Regions from separate parts of the Homo sapiens genome. Here region 2 is linked to region 1. Evidence: read pairs that join two places in POLR2A ChIA-PET (ENCODE). Cell type or tissue: GM12878. All regions are shown on one strand. Each heading gives the region's core, and the rest is flanking DNA. Links, peaks and the distances in the headings are about the cores only.

Region 1 (2,812 bases), core at 125-2,624:
ATAGAACTTCAGTTTATAACGCTTTTGTAGCATTTGTCTCCCTCAAGCGTACCAAAAAAAAAATTTTTTTTTTTTTTGAGACAGTCTCACTCTGTCACCAGCGTGCAGTGGCTAGAGTGCAGTGGCATGATCTCAGTTCACTGCAACCTCTGCCTCCCGTATTCGAACGATTCTCCTGACTCAGCCGCCTGAGTAGCTGGGATTACAGGTGCGCACCACCATGCCCGGCTAATTTTTGTATTTTTAGTAGAGACAGGGTTTCACCATGTTGGTCAGGCTGGTCTCAAACTCCTGACCTCGTGATCCGCCTGCCTCGGCCTCCCAAAGTGCTGGGATTGCAGGCGTGAGTCACCGTGCCCAGCCCCATCCTCTTAGTGCTTCTAAAGTACTTTCTATATCTATTTACATACCTTCCTACACTCAACTGTAATTGCCTGTTTCTGTTTATCTTCCCTCCCAGACTGTGAACTTAAAAAGCCAGGGACTTTGCTGTTTATCTCCAACCCCTAGTGAGGTTCGCAGCTCATTATGGCTGATCAATAAATGTTTTCTGAATGAATGAAGGCAAAAGAAAAATCAACACTGGCAAGAGTAAAAGTGATAGCGTATATATGATTCCTTTTTCTCATGTAAATACAAATTTGAAAAAAATTAATACTTTTCAGTTAGAAAAACAACAGGATGGGGTTTGGAAGCTGTCTGGGCTTCTGCTAGAATGAGTTAAATAAAAAAAATGCTTAAACCCTCCCAACAAATTATTGTTTAACATTGTTGAAATTTGGAATTCATTATTATTGTAAATTGTAGTTATCTTTGGAATTCTATTTGCCTCCCCCATCTACCAATAAGCACTATTTATCATGAACTCTACTGCTTTGTAGTATTAAATTATACACACATACATACAAACATACAAACACAGAGAGAGAGACACAGAGAGAGAAAGGGGGGGCCAATAAGAGAATTAAGAGTGGACACTTTGGAATAAAACATAACTGGTTTCAAAGCCTCACCCTAATGCTGCTGGGAGTGACCTTGGAGAAGCTATTATTCGAGGCTGCAGTGCACTATGATCAGACCTGCAGATAGCCACTGCACATCTACAGGCATGTATGTATGTATGTATGCCTGGGCAACACGGTGAGATCTCATCTCAAAAACTAACTATATTTTCAATTCCGGCACATAGATATCATTTATTGAAGATTTACTATTACCTATTTTTATCAAGAGACAATAGCTACTGGTAGGGAAGAAATTTATCGTTAATGCCTTGGATGAGGCATGATGTACACGGACTTTCAGCTATAACATTCATATATTCACTTATTCAACAAATATTTATTTCATACCTAATATACATACGGTGTGATGGGGAAGATACATAAGCAGCAAAGATGCAGTAAATAGTTCCTGTCCTCAAGAAACATATAATTAACTTAGAAGCCAATCATAAAATCTAGATTGCAAAGACTGAAGAAGGCAGTCATCCTGACCTCAAAGGTAGCTATATACTGTGACAATGAACATCTGTGTCTATATACACAACCATGATATTATAAAGAATGAGGACTGCTTCATCATCATTTATTGTTGTTTTGTGTGGTTTTTTGGTTTTTGATTTTTTTTTAAGAGATGGGGTCTCGTTCTGTCACCCGGGCGGAAGTACAATGGTATGATTACAGCTCACTGCAACCTCGAACACCTGTGCTCAAGGGATCCTCCTGCCTCTGCCTCCTGAGCAGCTGGAACCACAGGCACATGCCACCACACCAGCTAATCTTTTTTTTGGGGGGTTGTGGGGAGTAGAGATGGAGTCTCGCCATGTTGCCCAGGCTGGTCTCCAACTCCTTACCCTCGAGATCCTCCCACCTCAGCCTCCCAAAATGCTGGGATTACAGGTGTGAGCCACCTTACCTGGCCCATCATCATTTTAAATGAGACGTGCAGAGGGAAGAAACCTGCCAAGATGGATACTAAAGACATTGTAAAAGCTGTTTATTAGACACTCAGATCCAGTAACTTACTGAAATTTTTAAAGAAGAGAGTAGAAAAGAGAGTACTTGGACATCTGGCCACATTTCTGACCTAAAGATAGAGTGTTTAATAAATATAAGATTCAGAAATACTACCATCTCTCATCATAATATGAAAAGCATTAAAGTTGACTACCGATAATGGTATCTTCACATTCTCTATCATGGATTAAATCAGCCCATAGTTCCTCTATATACTTACGACAAAACCTTTGTTAATCCTTAACTTCTGAAATCAATATAGGTGTTTTAGGGGGGTTTTGGGAGGGGTTGTTTTTTTTTTAAGAAACAGGGTCTCATTCTGTCGCCCAGGCTGGAGTACAGTGGCGCAATCAAGGGTCACTGTAACCTCTGAACTCCTAGGCTCAAGCGACCCTCCCCCATCTCGGCTTCCCAAAGTGTTGCGATTACAGGCATAAGCCATTGTGCCCGACCTCAATATAAGTTTTAAGTTAAAATGCATCATTAAGGCCGGAAGCAGTGGCTCACGCCTGTAATCCTAGCACTTCGGGAGGCCGAGGTGAGCAGGTCGCTTGAGGCCAGAGTTTGAGACCAGCCTGGCCAACATGACGAAACCCTGTCTCTACTAAAAATACAAAAATTAGCCAGGCGTGGTGGCACGCGCCTGTAGTCACAGCTACTCAGGAGGCTGAGGCAGGAGAATCACTTGAACCTGGGAGGTGGAAGCTGCAGTGAACCAAGATCATGCCACTGCACTCCAGCCTGGGCGACAGAGCAAGACTCTGTCTCAAAAATAAATTAATTAAAATAAAATG
Region 2 (2,812 bases), core at 195-2,694, 130 kb after region 1:
TAAATAAATAAATAAATAAAAATAAAAACTAGCTGGGCATGGGGGCTCACGCCTGTAATCCCAGCTACTCGGGAGGCTGAGGCAGGAGAATTGCTTGAACCCAGAAGTGGAAGCTGCAGTGAGCCAAGATCGCACCACTGCACTCCAACCTGGGCAACAGAGACTGTCTCAAAAAAAAAAAAAAAAAAAAGAAAGAAAAAAAAATATATGCATTCAGTATTTTTAAAAAGTCGAAATTAATGCAAAAAATCAATCATAAACAAAATACAATGCCATGCTGAGCCAAAGCAAAAGGGGAAAAAAATTTAGTAATAGAGTCTGCCCTTATTTAAAATTCTGATTTATCACATTTTTTGCATTAATTTAAAAAAAACACTGCATTAAAATATTTATCCTAATTACTGAGTTTTCTGGCATACCTGCCACCGCCAGGCCCACTTACATTTTGGGCTTGAGGTGAAGGCCTCACTTGTCCCTCCCTGGTCCCAGCCCTGCCCCAATCTAAACATTCCTTGTAGGGCATCTCCAATCCCCATAAACATCACTAGACAGGTGTCAGTATCCTGATAAAAAAACAGGTATGCAATCATATTCAGAAAACAGATGGGGAACAAGTTCAAGTGTTTTAGAGAAGTAATTAGAAATGGCTCTGTTTCTCTCCTATTTAACATACAGAAACAGCGCTGTTTAAAAGAAATTCAGGAAGCCTAGAAAAAGAATCCCTTCAATCCAATGAGTTGTTTTTCTGTTTTGTTTAAGTGATACTTTTAGTTTGGAGAAATTGCATGTAAGTATTTTAACTTAGGTTTAGATGCTTGACTTTTCAGATTTCCCATAAAAACATAAACAATGGAAAAACAACAAAACCATTTAGCCATTAGGTTCACCGTTTAACACCTCGATATTTCAAAAAGCACAAAACAGAAGACAATAAAATATAAAGTGTAGTGTTTGTAGCAAAAGAGAGGTCACCTGACTAATTTGAAGTTCCCTTTGGTCCCTGGAATGTCCGTAGGAAACTCGTCAGGTGTACTGCTCCCACAAGATCTATAACATTCTGGCCGAGGGCAACTTGGGTCATCAAGCTTATAAATCTAAAATTTCAATAAAAAAAGATTTTGATTTGTTATCTGCACAACAATTAAAGTTAGTTTCTCGTTCCACAGTACACAGCTTACCTTAGCATTAGCATATCCAAGCTTGATTGTAATATTTCTTTCTAGTTCATTTTTGAACCTGACAGTATGAACTCCAGAAATAGCTTTGACGACTGTGGATTTCCCATGAGCTACATGACCAATTGTACCTATGGACAAAGTTCAAAAAATTAATTCATGTGTATTTAATTACATACCAAATATTTTTTCAAATAGTGTTAAGAGTAGAAAACCCAAAGCCAGCTGGACACGGTGGCTCACGCCAGTAATCCCAGCACTTTGGGAGGCCGAGGTGGGTGGATCACAAGGTCAAGAGAGCAAGACCATCCTGGCCAACATGGTGAAACCCCATCTCTACTAAAAATACAAAAATTAGCTGGGCGTGGTGGCGCATGCCTGTAGTCCCAGCTACTGGGGAGGCTGAGGCAAAAGAATCACTTGAACCCAGGAGGTGGAGGCTGCAGTGAGCCGAGATCGTGCCACTGCACTCCAGCCTGGCAACAGAGCGAGACTCCGTCGCAAATAAATAAATAAATAAATAAATACAATTAAAGCCAAAGCCATAACTTGCTGTAAATATCAACATAAAACCAACAGTGACTTCAATTTTTCCTCCTCCATACCCCTTCCTACTAGAAACGTGTTCTCATATAGGACTTAAGAGAAACTTCCATGTAACTAACAGCTTTACTTAAAAAATATACTCTGGGACAGACAGGGTCTCCTGCTGCTGCCCAGGCTGGAATGCAATGCCCTGATCACAGCTCACTGCAACCTCAACCACCTGGGCTTGAGCAATCCTCCGACCTCGGCCTCCTTAGTAGCTGGGACTGCAGGCATGCACCACCACGCACAGCTAATTTTTTGTATTTTTTGTAGAGATGGGGTTTGGCCACGTTGCCCAGGTGGTCTCCAACTCCTGGGCTCAAGCAATCCACCTGCCTTGGCCTCCCAAAGGGCTGGGATTACAAGCATAAGCCACTGCACCCGGCCAGAACTTTATATATTAAGGAACCTTCCAGCATTTCCAGATTAAACAGGTATGATGGGCCCTGACACAACAAAAAGGGATCTGTGAACAAACAAGGAAACAACCTAAGTTTAATTGCAACTTGTTCCGTTGATCAAATTATTGGGTCAATATATGCACAGTAATTTGCTTTAACTGGTATAGTCTTAGCATAGGTTGTTCGGAGGTTAGGTTATGCTCCAAGGTCACCTCAACCAAAATTTTTAATGCAGGGGCAGTAGTTCAAGGCCTGTAGGCTTATTTGGGCTTTGTTTGCATTAATAAATTAAAGCTCCAGACTGTAATACTGTAACTTTAATAGCCTCATGGTGGAGTCTTACTTTTTAACTAGGTTAAAAACTAGTCTTACTTTTTAACTTACTTCTGTACTTTTTAACTTACTTTCGTACAAACTGTGCTGTTTGTACAAACTCAAAATGTCCAAAATTTACACTCAGTCAACGTAACTTCTCCTCTAAAGTTCTAGGTGCCAATTAAGAAAAAAAACCTTCTATTTAATCACAGCTTGTACATCAAATAAAACTTTCATAAATTCTGCCCTTGAAATAATCCTGTGTGTCAAGTACAGCCACATTTTTCACCTCTTCCTTAAACTTCTGCTACATATGACTACATACTGCCTTAT

The links. Peaks named below come from ENCODE experiments on the same cell type or tissue, not always from the same donor. Only the 100,000 strongest peaks of a DNase experiment are listed, where the experiment ranks them.
Region 2: POLR2A ChIA-PET joins it to region 1 with 5 read pairs; 8 of 35 experiments call an interaction of 5 or more read pairs at or near these places.

What each region holds. Positions count from the first base shown.
Region 1 is chrX:24,185,443-24,188,254 of GRCh38, reverse strand. All of the region lies in intron 5 of ZFX (zinc finger protein X-linked), which reads right to left. Among named protein-coding and RNA genes, the nearest start is that of ZFX, 37 kb to the right of the region's middle. In GM12878, for the core only: no CTCF peak of the experiment used is centred there; no DNase peak of the experiment used is centred there.
Region 2 is chrX:24,055,915-24,058,726 of GRCh38, reverse strand. EIF2S3 (eukaryotic translation initiation factor 2 subunit gamma) reads right to left here. Exons shown (of 12, transcript NM_001415.4): 3 at 1,179-1,306; 4 at 973-1,094. Among named protein-coding and RNA genes, the nearest start is that of EIF2S3, 2.4 kb to the right of the region's middle. In GM12878, for the core only: no CTCF peak of the experiment used is centred there; no DNase peak of the experiment used is centred there; H3K4me3 peaks cover 1,228 bases.